Linked DNA regions of Mus musculus: region 1 is linked to region 2. The links are chromatin loops, found by intact Hi-C in ENCODE. Cell type or tissue: gastrocnemius. All regions are shown on one strand. Each heading gives the region's core, and the rest is flanking DNA. Links, peaks and the distances in the headings are about the cores only.

Region 1 (7,511 bases), core at 1,042-6,041, 52 kb after region 2:
TTTGTGATGCATTGAATCAAAGTTTAGCACTGGATTACCCAGACTTCTCTGAGTCTGACCATTGTGTTTTCTGAGCAGTGGTTGGGATTTTTTTTTTAAAGATATGAATGGCAGGGCGTGGTGGCCATGCCTTTAATCCCAGCACTTGGGAGGCAGAGGCAGGCGGATTTCTGAGATCGAGGCCAACCTGGTCTACAGAGTGAGTTCCAGGACAGCCAGGGCTATACAGAGAAACCCTGTCTCAAAAGAAAGAAAGAAAGAAAAGAAAGAAAGAAAGAAAGAAAGAAAGAAAGGAAGGAAAGAAAAGAAAGGAAGGAAGGAAAGAAAAGAAAGGAAGGAAGGAAAGAAAAGAAAGGAAGGAAGGAAAGAGAGAGAGAAAAAGAGAGAGAGAGAAAGAAAGAGAAAAAAAGAAAGAAAGGGAGAGGAAAGAGAGAGAAAGGAAGAAAGAGAGAGAGAAAGGAAGAAAGAAAGAAGAGAAAAGAAAAGAAAAGAAAAGAAAAGAGAAAAGAAAAGAAAGAAAGAAAAGAAAAGAAGAAAGAAAGAAAAAAAGATATGAATGGCAAACACAAAACCTGGTGACCAAGTGATCAGAACACCAGAGCTGTAGTTAACCTGGCTACCGATGTCAACCTATGGTTACCCTTCTCTGTATAAGTGTTACCACTGTTTCCACAAAAACAAATAACTGACAGAGAGTGAAGTCTGGTAAAAGGGCTCCAGGACATTATATCAGGAAAAGTACCAGACTACGGGCTAGCATGTCCAGAAATGGTGATCCAGAGGTGGTTTGTGCTGAAAATTATGGTAAGAGTTAGCACTGTGTACCTGGAAAAGCCTTGCCTGAGTTTATTTAATGATGGTCCCAGAGGGAATCTCTTTTGTCACAGTAGATTGAAGACCTTCCAAGCAAAGAATGGAGTAATTTCTAGCCTGAAACGATGGTTGGTGTCTGTCCTTAACTGAATGTTCAGTTCTAATTCCCAGAAATCTTCCATCTTTGCTCTGCACAAGATCACTCAGCAGCAGGCCAATGATCACCTGCTATGCCTGACTTTTTTTTTTTTTTTTTTTAAGGAGACCAACCCTGTCCACACTCCCTGAGCCTGGGTTTGGTTTTCCTGGGTTTGGTTTTCCTGGGAGGCAAACTGTCTTCCATCAGTCCTGGCTATCTACTTTAAACATTGGAAAACCCGAAGTTCCCACCTATATTTGAATGTGTGTGGCCGGCTCATCAGTGCCTCAGAGTAAACCACTTTATAATCTTGTGACCAATATGATTAGCAATATGATGATGCCCTATAGAAAGTATGAATGATACTTACCCAGTACCTTGGAATCTCAAAATACTCTCAATCTCTATTTACTTAGCTCTATGGCTGGTGATCTCTGTAGTCCTTGCTGCAATGTAGCTAAGAGCTGGGCTGCAGAAGGACCTGAGTTCTAGACCCCACTTGACCACATTCTTTCTCTGTGATCTAGACTTAATGGCACAACGCTGCCATCTGTATGGTGAGTAGGGTTAGGGAAAGATGATCTCAGGTCTTATCAGCTCAAAAATTCTGACTTGAGACTTTGGGTAAATGATTTATTTTAGTTGCAATTAGCAAAGTAATGATTCAGTAGCTCTTCAGTCCAGTAATTTTCTGAACTCTAAAACACCATGCCTGGGGTTTGTTTCAGTTGTACCTTGGCATTTCCTTTATCCTGGGATCTAGGCAAGGTTTGGGTCCTCCGTGTTGTGATGTTTCTTATGGAGAAATGACTGGCAGCTATCCCACAACAGTGGTAATACTGGTAGTCCAGGATGCCCTTTATCCCACAGGGGGCCAGGGAAGGTGAAAGAAACACCAGGCAGGGAAGTTATGGAGTACAACTACTGCATATGGTTCTAGCTTCTAGAAGTAGCTGATATAGCTTTCGGAGATTTATACTAAGTTTCAAAAAAAGAAAAATAGTGTCTTGAGGGCACAGACTATTGTATCTACTTTGGGCATTTTCTAAGTCAGTTCTTCCCAAGACAACAGTAAGTTGGCCCAGCTAAAGCAGAGGCTCTTTGTGTTTTACTTTATTGTGATGAATTCCTTTGATACCTTTAAAGGAACTGTAGAAAACTAGACACACACACACACACACACACACACACACACACACACACAAGTATTCTAGGGAATTCCTGTTTCTCCTGAAATACTTAAACCCCAAGTTAGCAATGCCTGGTCTAGGTAAACTTTAGGGCCCAGTGGGGTTGCCAAGGTTAGCCCTAATCTGTGAGCCATCAGTTGCTACCTAAGTTAAGTAATAACTTTTTCTTTTTTTCCCTCTGGCCATCGCCCTTCCCCCTCTCTGCCCTCCCATCTTTCATCATCCCTTCTTGCCCCTTTCATTTCTCCTTCCATCTCTTGCGCATCTTGCACCATAGATGTTCCAGCTTGGTTAAAAAGCCTCCGCCTGCACAAGTACGCTGCGCTCTTCTCGCAGATGACTTATGAGGAAATGATGGCCCTCACTGAGTGTCAACTGGAGGCTCAGGTATGTGCCTGAGGGGCCCCTTCCCTGAGACAAGGTCTTGAGGTTCAGCATCAGACAGACCTTGTCTTAGATGCAGAAACAGACCTTATCCACTCCATAGCTTGCCCGGATCTAGGAGCTGCCTGGTGCTGGCTGGTGTCCCACGGTGAGTAAACTAGTTTCTTGCCTTGGCAGTTCAGTGGAAGATAAAGACCAGCAGGCAGTCACGGGCCAAGGCAAGGGAGAGGAAGTTAGGAAAAGACAGAGCCAAGTGTACCTTCAAACTCTGGGTGCTAAGGAAGACCCTGTGGTACTGCCAGGTGTGGTATCACATAAGTGTTCCCAAGAGCTTTCCCCTGGCTCTTCTCTTTCCTCCACCAAGCCAAGACTTGTTTGGATAGGGACAGATTCCTCGTCTCTTTATCCAGTCTGGTCACACATCCACTAACTTCTAACTGGACCAGCCAGAGGAAACACTAGCCACTCCGGGACACTCTTCCAAAATCACTCACACTGTCTTAGTTGAGATCAGAGTAAACTGTTTAAAATACATTCTTCTGACCACCCCAAATGGCATGGGCCAGTGAGGGCGGCTAAGTTATCCAGGCCTTAGAATTTATTTCCCTTCTGAAGTCATAAAAGAACAGAATCTCCCCTTCCTTCTTAAGTCTCTCCCCACAAAATCTGAGGGCAAACACCCATCAACAGCACCCCAGAAACCATTTCTGCCATGCCAGGCTCTGGCCAACAGATCTAATGTGTGTTTTTGTTTCTCTTGTTTAAAATGCTATTTGCATTTTTTTTTCAAATTGACCCCAGTTTCCTTTGAGCGACAATTCGAAGAAACCGGTGGTCTAAATGAGTTAATATTCGTTGCACAGGAAGGAGAGATTGGAGCATGTGGGGCAGGGCCTGGCTGCCACATGGCTCCCCACTGACCTCTGCTTTTCCTGTACTTATTCAGTGCCCTCAGATCCCCTTCTGTAGGCCTGGCTAAATACCAGGACTGAGAACAAGACAAAGCCCAGAGTCACTGCACACTCTCAGAGAATGAAAGGCACTAATTTCAACTTCCTAACATTTCTCCCACCACTGCTTGGATCTCAGCTGCTGCCTCGGACCCCAGGGTTTGACAGGAACTATTTGAAAGAGCAATCTGTGTTTAGGTCAAAGTTGAGAGAAAAAGCCAACTCATCAGTTGTTCAGATTTTTAAAAAGAGAGAGAAAGTCCTGCCAAGGATGGTAGCGCTAGAGCCTGACCCAAACTTTTACAAAATAATTGAATTCACTGGATCCGAAAAGTACAGCAAAACAGAAATATATCCCCAGTGCTTGCAAGGGCAGAGATGCCCCTGCCACCCTCTGCCCTTCACTAGTGAAGGAGAAACTCTAGAATGGTTGCCAGGGAACAGAGATGGCCAGAACGCTGCATTAGAGACCTGCTTAGAAAAAAGGGACCCTTTTTACTGGGAAGTGTGTAGCGACTACAATCCACAAGATTCTAAGGAAGTCCCCCCCTCCCCCTGACTGCTGTGGCCAGTTTAAAATAAAAAATCCACAACTCTGCATGCTTACCTAGAGTGAAGTAAATTCCACTTTTCATAATGGAAAGGAAAAGGATGGTCGTAAAGGAACAGAATTCCCCTGTGTGGTGGTTGGTGCACATGGGCGGTACTGGGCTTCACGTCCTTTGCCCCAAGAAAGCAAAAAACAACAATACTGCAGTCTCCAGAGAAACCAAGAGGGACTGAAGTAAGACAACCTGAAGACAGGAGTGTCCTGAACAAAACCAAAAAGGTCATTTAACATGGTGAAAGTGAAGACATCTCACACTGGGTGGGATAATTGGCTGTTATGTGGCTCTCTGTCTTAAAGGTCATGGGCAAACTGGTAGCCAGACGGAGTTAGTATATTGACTAAAAAGGGTTTTGAGTCAGTGGTAGCAACAAGAGAGAAATGTATCCTGGCCTGTCTGTGAACATGTAGGAACAAAAGACTAAGTAGAGCCCAGCCTCTGAGAGCCTCTAAGCTGATTCCTGAATATGTTATGTTCTAATATATTGTTGCATCTGATTACAGAATGTTACCAAAGGCGCAAGACACAAAATTGTAATCAGTATTCAGAAGCTCAAAGAAAGACAGAACCTCCTGAAGTCTTTGGAAAGGGTAAGTGAGCAATGGGCCCAGGACACATTTCCACCTTCCTTGTGGGAACACAGACTAAAGGAACACAGTTTAGAGTGTCACTTACTAGAACATAGGGTGCCATGTGACTTCCCTGTCTGTCAGAGAAAGGGAAATGACCAATGTGAAGGTTCCTGGTCACCCATGCTTCCTTGGATCCTGATGCTATAATGAATTAAGTCCTCTGGGTTCGAGCTGCTGGTGAGCTACTGGGTTTGCCTTGGATGAGCTTCAGAAGCCAGTGCTCGCTCTGCTCTGTCCATCACCTCAGTCTTGGAGGCAACCACAGAGTCTGGTAAGTTGTCCTACGCACAGTAACAGCAGTCACAGAACAGCGCATGAAGTGCTGATGTGCCTATGCCTGCTCTCTAGCGCCCATGTCTGGATTGAAGAAAGAAATCCAGGAGGGGCAAACATCCACGGGTTCACTATAGGTTTCACGGGGGATAGAAAGTATTGGCACAGATAGAGTTGGCTTTAGAGTTCAGCTTAAGCACAGGATCTATCTCCATGACTCAGACAGGAACCACTACAAAAATGTGTAACGCCAAAACCAGTCCACAACTGTGAATCCTGACACCAGCCGGCAGTGATGAGTGAATTATGGGTCCCATGTTCCTTCCTGTGCTGATTTTTCTCATGGAAACAAAAAGATGCCTGCAGACTAACAGTGGTTCCTTGTTTGTGAAGCTACCTGTTTGCTCTGGTGTGGAGAGCAGTTTCCAGATGCCTGGCATCTCGCTATAGATTGTGAGTCTGAACCTCTTAGAAACTCCAGGGAGCCTTCAGGGAGGGACAGAGTACTAAGTGAGGCAGGGCTCTAGCAAGTTCCTAAAGCAGGTGACTTAATGGAGTGGGAATGTTTTTATAAGTTGCTCACAAAGATATATGTGCACTTAATTATATGTGTATGTGTGTGCGCGTGTATACTGTTAAGTTGCATTTAATATGTAACATAAAACATCATTTATATTTGGAAAATATACATATAGTATCAAGAAAATTCTTTTTAAATCCTTTTGGGCAGATAGGTAAGAAGTGCTCACATGCTCATCCTGATTAAAGAGCGTTCCTAGCTAAAGGGATCTGCAACCCTATAGGTGGAACAACATTATGAACTAACCAGTACCCCGGAGCTCTTGACTCTAGCTGCATATGTATCAAAAGATGGCCTAGTCGGCCATCACTGGAAAGAGAGGCCCATTGGACACGCAAACTGTATATGCCCCAGTACAGGGGAACGCCAGGGCCAAAAAAATGGGAATGGGTGGGTAGGGAAGTGGGGGGGAGGGTATGGGAGACTTTTGGGATAGCATTGGAAATGTAATTGAGGAAAATATGTAATAAAAAATATTTAAAAAAAAGAGCTCTCCTAAACAAAGGGAATCACACATTTCGTGCAAGCTCTCCACCTAAACCCGAGGTTTGGGTGTTGTTCTTAATTTTATGCTAAGTCCTCTGCCAAGCAGCTTGTCTAACGGAGTGATTATGGCTATTTTTAATCTAAGAAACTGTTCTCTTTTGGAGAACATTCAAAAGGCCAATTTACCCCGTGTCCATTGGAAACTATAGAAAGTGTTCTGAATGAAGATTATGTTGTAAGCCAGTTCATTTCTAGAGCATCCTTTAAGAATTCATTAACAGCCTCTGTGGATGAGAAAGCAGAGCTCCCTCTTGCCCTCATCCTTGAGCTGACATACATGTACCGTATGTCTGTGTGTGTGTGTATGTGTATGTGTGTCTGTGTGTAAATGTTTGTATGTGTGTCTGTATCTCTGTGTGTGTGTGTGTCTGTGTGTATGTGTCTCTGTGTGTCTGTGTGTACGTGTCTGTGTCTCTGTGTGTGTCTATGTGTGTGTCTCTGTGTGTGTCTGTGTGTGTGTGTATGTGTGTATGTGTCTCTGTGTGTCTGTGTGTGTGTCTATCTATATGTGTGTCTCTGTGTGTGTCTGTGTGTGTGTCTGTGTGTGTGTGTGTTACGAGGGTCATGTTCTTTTGACTTGGTGTCAGTTAAGTCAGGGATGCTCTGCTTTCTAGAGTTATACCTATAATTACATTGACTGTACAACAGTGCTTCCACCATGGTTTCCTGAAATGGAAAAGATAAAAAGATGCCAAGCTCATTGTCTTTGACTTCCTGGAGAGAGGAAAGCCATGCCTTTTGGATGGCTGCATTAAGCTGACACCCTGTGTTCTGATACCCTGAGCTCCGGGCTCTCCCTTCACACTACACATCCCTGAAGACTGAGCCCCCAACTCTCTCCTTCGATCTCCTGAAATCTTTCCTGCTGTTTTAGGAAGGGAGCTGTTACCTGCTACTACTGGTGGCTCAGAGACTCAGCTAAAGGCATTCTCCCAACCCCAGCTGATGGCACTGTTGGAATGAATGGTCATCACAATTCCCCTGCCTGCCTCTGGCATTCTTACCTCACATAGAACCCACATTTCTAAGGAGATGGCTGAGACCCCGCCCATAGCTAGTTCATAATCCGAAGAAGCTGCTGACTACGTGCCCCAAGCCCTTCCGTTCCGCTACTGAATGCTTGCTGAACAGATGTTTGGACGCACTTTGCCCATCCTTGCAGGTTAACTGTGAGTGGTATGTGGTTCCTGGCCCTGGGTAGCTTGGAATGTGCACCGGGACAGAAAGATATGGTAGCTACTGAGCACACAACCCGGGGTGATGGTATACCATCACCAAGGCCAAAGAGAACGTCCTTAGACACCTGGGTAGAGGCTAGATGCTGCTGGGGGCAGTCAAAGAGACCACAGCTGTTTTGATGGGACCTTAAACCAAAACAGAGACAAAGAAGGAGGGG
Region 2 (7,511 bases), core at 987-5,986:
TCTCTCCTGTACTATCGTCACAGACGCTCATGCTGAGAGGCTAACTTGTGCTGTCTGGAAGGCAGGGAGGCAGACTCTGCAATGCTGGCTTGGTAATTTGACTTGGGGAGCAGTGGTTGACAGGATGTAATGAAAATCCAGATAATCAGCCCACAACTTCTGCTGGCAGACCACCACGGGAGGCCAAATTATAATCAGAAACCAATTTCTAAGTCGCCCCGAAAAATCTCGCCCCTTAATGTGGGCGTAGCTCCAGGCTCCATGGTCAGTGCATTCTTTCCCTGGAGGCACTTAAGGAGCTAACCCATGGTCTACCATTCCTGGTGAGCAAGCAATGGAGGCGAGGGAGGCAAGGAAGAGTTTAGTAGCAGCAAGTTAGGGACCTGAGTCTGTTTCAGAATAGGAACAGCAATGTCAGATGGATCAGACATTCAAAGCCACATGGCTAAAGCTTCCTTTTTTCCTTAGCAGCACTTGGTTATACATTAGTTACCTTTGGCCATGAAACAAATTACTCAAGGCTTGGCTGATTAGAACAATACATATGTAATCACACACTGTTTCTTTGGCTCTTGTAATGTGTGGTTGTGGCTCAGGGTCCGTCAGAATGCTGTCTGGAGCTCTAGTCATGTGAAGACTCTAAACAGGGCTGAGATTTCCTTTGCATGTGGACATTGGCAGAGGACCTCTGTGCTGGTGAATCTTATGTCAATATTAAACAAACTAGAGTCACCAGAGAGGAGGGAGCCTCAAATAAGAAAAGGCCTTTTGGCTAGTAGTGGCACACACCTCTAATACCAACACTGGGGAGGCAGAGACAGGTGGATCTCTGAGTTCGAGGCCTGTTTGGTCTACAGAGTGAGTTCCCAGACAGCCAGGGCTACACAGAGAAACCCTGTCTAAAACAAACAAAGAACAAGCGAGCAAGCGAGTGAGCGAGCAAGCGAGTGAGCGAGCAAGCGAGTGAGCGAGCAAGCGAGTGAGCGAGCAAGCGAGTGAGCGAGCAAACGAGTGAGCGAGCACATGAACAAGCAAGCAAGCAGGCAGCACCCCTCCACAGCTTCTGCCTCTCCAGGATCCTGCCTTGTGCGAGTTCCTGCCCTGACTTCCTCCTCAAGCTGCCTCTGCTCACGGTGTTCCATCATGGCAATAGACTAACCTTAATTAGGACATCTTTGGCTCCTCACCTGAATGCCCTCATTGGGTTGCTACCGGGCAAAGAATGACCTCTCAGTAGGACTGCCGACTTCCCTCAGAGTGAACCATCCAAGAGCAGAGAGCAAGGCAAGAGCTGCATCTTTTATACCCTGAACCCTAAAGTTGCACAGTGCCATCTCCACAACACTGCTTCAGGAGACTCCCTAAACGCGCCCACACCACGCCCCCCACCATGCCCCCAGACCTCAGAGAAGAGGATGAGCTTCCCTTCGGAGGACAGGTGTCAGAAGGAACCACTAGCACCCCAAAACCACAAAAACTATCCTCTCCATTGTCTCCGAAGCTCCTTTGGCTTCCCTTCCAGTTTTTGTAACTATAGCTACGCATTTACACAAGGTCGATGTAAGGACTGCATACCACAAATACTAAAATATCTAGCTCATGGCGGTTCTAGCGTGATAACCATCTGTAGCTGAAGCTGGTTTGCCTGCCTCCATGCTGCCTCTTCACTAGTCAAGGGACCGATGGCAGCTTAGTCGGTCCACCTACGTCTCTGTCTCTCTCATCAGCGAAATAAGGCTAGTTATGAGCTCTGCTACCCCGCCCCCTCTCGCTAAGCTTCTTGAGAGCGTTCAATGAGTAATTAAATGCACAGGGCTTACAAGAGAGCCTGGCCCACAGAAACCACTCAATACTGTTGGCTGTCAGCGTGACAGCTAGAGCAAGAGAAGTTTGAGCCAGTAGGTGTGGCTAGCCTCAGAAAGCAGCCTTCGAGCTGAGTTCCCAGGAGGGGTAAGCAAAAACCATGTTGTCTTCCTGGCCACACCACAACCTCAAACCATCTGACGGCTATTCCTGGGGATAGTGTTATTTCAGCCCTAGAAGGGACAAGGGACAGAGACCTCTCATCCCCAGGCTCTGCTGTGCCTCTTCCCTCAGAGTCCTGGGTTAATACTTGGCAGAAAGTGCTTGCTGGAGATAACCTGTCTCACTAGCACTCTGAGTCCTATTTATGTTTTATTTTTGTCCTGACATTTTTTTTTAAGACCGACCTTTTGTGAGGGCAGAATATCTAAACAGGGAAGTGGCCTAGCAGGAGTCTAGGAAATTCTTCAGCCTCACGCATTTTTTGGTTCCCGAATTTAATTGTAAGGATATGTGTGCTTGCAACCTGCCCCAGCTCACTGTTGGCTTATGACACACGTCTGTTCTTCCTCTGGGCCTTTTGTGTCCTTCCTGGGACTCTTGAGACCCTTGGACAGACGGCCTAGGTTTCTTTTCCTCCTAAATATAGCCATCATGTGAAGCGTGCCAGACTCATGCCCCGTGTCTGTCCTTCTTAGCAGAGACTGATGCGAAAGGATTGCTGTGAGCTAGAGGCCAGAAGGAACCACATAATGAGACTTTGTCTCCAAACAAATAAGTGAAAAATACCTCAGACTTCAAGAAAAGAAAAGGAAAAAAAAAAAAAGCCAGAAAATGGTGCCCAGTCTTTGCAGACAAAGGGATGGAGCTATTATGATGAGTTTTTGTTCATTTCCCAGACCCCTTTAAAAGATAGGCTCTGACTAGTGAGACACGTGATATTCTTACATCTGGTGGCAATCAGATAGATATTAAACCTAGTGGCAATTAGCTAAATTGTCAGAGAGGTAGGAAGGACCTCTCGAGGTCACCTGTCTCATGCCCTTCTCCTCCATTAGAATGTCTTTAGCCTGTGCCGAGCTGCTCACTAGCCATGGGCAGGGTAACACGGCTCACTCAAGTGCAGGTGTGTCGGTGATAACATAAGCCCTGGATTTCCAAAATTTAACTCAAGTCTGAAGAGGGATACATGTCTGTCTCCCTAGTGATCTGTAATGACTACCAGTTGAAATGATATTTTAGTGTTGGCCTAAATCAAGTAGCTTGTTGCTTTTTTGTAATTTGACTACTGCAAAGTTGCAGGTACTGTACATGGCTCATGTTATTTTACTAATTATCTGTGCTGCTAGTATTATATCTGGTATTATTAGTGGGGTGTCTAGCAGTATTCAGACACCCCACTCTCCACCCTATTCCCAACCCTTATCCTTCATCTCTCATCCCCAAATCCTGGGAACAGGATTAGGATTCTAGACACTTCTACCACAACTCTTCTGTACCTTTCATGATCCTGGCTTCCCACTTCTTCTCTGTAGTCTTCCTCCGTCTTCAGGTTAGTAGCTTCTGCTTCACACAGTGACTCTTTGGCATCCCAGAAACCCCCACATGAAGAGAGTCCAGTCTCGCTTCTTATTGTTAGAAGGGCGGTCCTAGCTCTCTGACAATTTAGCTAATTGCTACTAGATATAGTAACATCACAACTAGTTGTTCTTTCTTTGTCTTACAAGGAAGATATGAGGCACTTGTGATCCTTGCTCCATGGGTGAGAGGCTCGGCAAGATTGGGTAACTTCCTCAATATCTCCTAAGTACGTGGTGGCAAAAAACAACTTGAGCCTAGGTTTACCTGATTCTTAAATCTTCCCACTCAACTGATACATTCACCTGCCTCTCAGAGTTGGGAATCTTTTTAAAAATGAATTTCAAATTGGCTTTGGAAGGTAGGGGTTCTGGGAGATGAAAGAAACTCTCTGTAACACCCTCCTCCCTCACTCCTTATCGTTTTTTCCAACTTGGTAATATTTTAATGACTTCCTTTGTGTCCTCCCTCTATTTGTAAAACTAAACATCCAAAGCTGCTTACATCATCTTTCTCTGAGTCTGACTGATACAGAGCGAAGGGAAAGGGTTATTTCTACTTGTTTCTACTGCCAAGTACTCAATTGGTCCTTTCGGTACTTCATCCCATTTAACCCAAGGAAGGCAGAAGCTAATGGGACTTACTACCCATGACTGATGTGACAGTTAAGGCTCAAACAGGTTAAGCAATGTAACAGAGTGGCAGGCAGGTCTGGGATTAACTCCCATGCCTTACTCCAAAGACACCAGGTCCTGCAATGCCAATTGTTTAACTCTCTGTGATTGTAACATAATATCCAAGAGAAAATCCACTTAAAAAGAGGAAAGTTTTATTTTCACTCTCAATTTGGAAGATTCCAACCCATAATGGTTGGTTAAGAAAACTTGTGATAGCCAAGAAGCAAAAAGAGAAAGATGGGGTTGGGGGGGGCGTCTACTATCCATTTTGGGGATATACCCCAAAGTGATCAGAAAATCTCCTACTAGACTCAATTCTGAATATCTCTAAACTGGGGAGCACACCTTCAACGTGGGACTTTCAGGGAACTCAAGATGAAGGTACAAGGCTGAGGTTTTTCTTTGCAAGTACTCTGAAGAGGCCTTAGTACATGCCAATGAGTCTGTAGCTTAACCCCTCCAACCTGAAGACACCATGTGAAATCCACTGGGGATGCCCCACTCTGTGGATTAACTGTGCATCTCCAAAACTCAACAGGCACCATGCTTCGTCTGCCCTTTGAATGGGGCAGGGAGGGGAGTGTTAAGGAGCGGATCTGCACATGGGTGAGCCCGAAGCAAACTGTGGTGTGCGTGGTGTGAGGTGCTCAGTGGGAATGCTGTGCTAGCTGCTTCATGTCTGCTGTCCCAGCATCCCAGCGGGGCTGAGATGAAGTCAACCTTGAGTTTGAGCCTAGCCAGGGCTTCAGAGTCTAAGACCTTGTCTCAAACAATGAAAAGACAAGCACCGGGGTCCCACTTGTCTGTGGGACTTAGAGCAAAACCAGGTTCTTAGGGACATAAAAGGGAACGGTGTCGTGCCAAAAGCTAGGAAAGGGGTGGGAGGTTTTTGTTTTGATGAGGACAGACTTTCTGATTGGAAGTTATTGAAGGTCTACAGCAGTGATTCCCAACCTTCCTAAGGCTGTGCCTCTTGAATACAGTTCCTCACGTCGTGGTGATCCCCCCACCATAAAATTGTTTTCCTTGCTATTCATAACTGTAATTTTGCTATTCGCACAAACAATGATGTAAATAGCTGTGCTTTCCAATGGGCTTAGGGAACCCTTGTGAAAAGGTCGTTTGAAACCCCAGAGGGGTCACGACCCACTGGTTGAGAACTGCTGGTCTACAGGCAGATTATGTGCCACTGTGAGTGTCTTTAGTGACACCGAAGCACATGCATAAAATGCTTAAGAATGAGAACCCATGTAGAAATGCCCGGCATAGTGGTGCACACTTGTAACTCTAGCCCTGAGAGGCAGACACAGGAGGATCCCTGGGGCTCACTGGCCACAGCCTAGCCTAGTTGAGTTCTCTCCCCAGGTGTAGGTGATGTTCTTTAGAACAGTACCCAGCATGCTCTGCTGTCCTGCACACACGTAAGCACGCATACGCACACGTGCTACACTCACTCACACATCAATTCCAGTAAAAATTTTAAATTAAAAATAAAGTGTTAAAAAAAATCCACAGAAACAGATCTTTGTAGAAAGATACATTTCCTACCAGTATATGGGATCCACAGTGTCCCTGGAGCTGTAGGCCTCTTTCACTTCATTGTTTTCTTGTGAGAAAGCTGCATCAACACGAAGATTCAGGGACAAGGGCGGGGGACAACCTTGGGTCCCTTTCTCCTGACATGGTCTTCTGTGTGGAAAGTTGAACCAGCTTCACACACATTCCTTCTTCTGCACTTACGGTGCTCCCAGTCGATGTCTGGAGCGGGGAGGCAGCTTCGCTTCAAGAATTCCTTCCTGTGAGCCCTCAGTTGATGGAGATTTCATCATGCTTGCCCCCTGTCTATGGTTGTGCCTAGTTCTGTCTAAGAAGGAAGACAGGGCTGTCCATTCTCATTGATTGGACCAAAGTTGTCATCTCTTTGACAACTAAGCATTTGTTAGTTTTAAAATAGAGACCTTTACTCTATATTTTATTAGATATTATATAATACATTATATAATATTATATATGTTTATGCATAATAAAATATCACCTAGTTCATTCTAAAATAGAGATTAAATCTATTTTATGTATATAAGTGTCTGCCTTCATGTATGTCTGTGCACTATGTGTGTTTATGGTACCTGAGAGAGCCAGAAGAGAGCGTCAGATCCCCTGGGGCTGGAGTTACTGACAGTTGTGAGCCACCATGTGGGTGGGCACTGGGAATTAAGCCCAGATCCTCTGCAAAAGCATCCAGTGTTCTCAACCACTGAGCCATTTCTCCAGCTCATAGATTTCATTCTTTGAGACAAGATCTCATGTAGTTCATGCTGCCTCAGACTTCCTAAGTAGTAGTGGATGACCTTAAACTTCGGAGCCTTCTGTCTCCACCTTCTAAGTTCACTAAGAACGCCTGGAATCAGGTGTTCACCACAATACCCATATTTTATATAGCACAAAGGATCCCAGGTTCTACCATCTGCACTCTCTAAGAAGTTTTGAACTGTATCTCATTGAAGTTCCTGGCCCCTTAAAAACCTTAAGCCAGTTGACCGATCCCATCCACAGTTGAGAACATTTAGCCAGGGTTAAGAAGTCGACGCTCTAAGCCACAGAAATTTAGAGTGCGGTGTCTCGTGTGATCGTGGGTGTATTTGCTCATGTGTCCTGTGTACTTTCCCCTTCAGGAATCATTAACCAATGGCAACAGGAATCCAAGGATAAAGTGATTTCCCTTCTGCTAACTCACCTGCCTTTGCTGAAGCCAGGAAACCTCGACGCGAAAGCAGAGTATATGAAACTGCTGCCCAAGATCCTGGCACACTCTATCGAACACAACCAGCACATTGAGGAGAGCAGGCAGCTGCTGTCCTATGCTTTGATCCACCCAGCCACTTCCTTGGAAGACCGCAGCGCACTAGCCATGTGGCTGAATCACTTGGAGGACCGCACATCCACCAGCTTTGGTAGCCAGAACCGAGGCCGCTCGGACTCTGTGGATTATGGACAGACGCATTACTATCACCAAAGACAGAACTCTGACGATAAGCTCAATGGCTGGCAGAACTCTCGGGATTCTGGGATTTGCATCAGTGCCTCCAACTGGCAGGACAAGAGCCTGGGCTGTGAGAATGGCCATGTGCCCCTCTACTCTTCCTCGTCTGTCCCTGCCACAATCAACACGATTGGAACCGGCGCAAGCACGAGTAAGTCCCCCAGAGACCCTGGAACGCATTCGGGTTTGGTGATTTGCTGTGTGTGGCACGTCCTGCTGACAGCGTCTGCTCTGAGCACCCTGTAACCCCGGGAGAAGGGAGAAGGAGGGCTGGTGGCATTCAGCTATGGGAGAGGGCTCTTTGGACCCGGTATTTGTTGCTCTTTGGCTCTGGAAAGATGAAAATTCTGGGCAGGTTAAAATGATGGATGGTCCAAATTTGGGGTTTAGACAGACCAAAAATAAAGAAATGA

The links. Hi-C counts contacts between places; a loop is a spot of excess contacts. Peaks named below come from ENCODE experiments on the same cell type or tissue, not always from the same donor. Only the 100,000 strongest peaks of a DNase experiment are listed, where the experiment ranks them.
Region 1: a loop joins it to region 2, with 2.0 times the contacts of the local background. A loop is called at or near these places in 10 of 42 quality-filtered maps.

The regions. Positions count from the first base shown.
Region 1 is chr14:47,061,801-47,069,311 of GRCm38, forward strand. Samd4 (sterile alpha motif domain containing 4) reads left to right here. Exons shown (of 13, transcript NM_001037221.2): 5 at 2,420-2,529; 6 at 4,588-4,674. Among named protein-coding and RNA genes, the nearest start is that of Gm10371, 51 kb to the right of the region's middle. In gastrocnemius, for the core only: no CTCF peak of the experiment used is centred there; a DNase peak (open chromatin) is centred at 3,464.
Region 2 is chr14:47,009,547-47,017,057 of GRCm38, forward strand. It overlaps Samd4 (sterile alpha motif domain containing 4), which reads left to right. Exons shown (of 13, transcript NM_001037221.2): 3 at 6,731-7,249. Among named protein-coding and RNA genes, the nearest start is that of Gm52121, 5.2 kb to the left of the region's middle. In gastrocnemius, for the core only: no CTCF peak of the experiment used is centred there; no DNase peak of the experiment used is centred there; H3K4me3 peaks cover 558 bases; H3K27ac peaks cover 2,692 bases.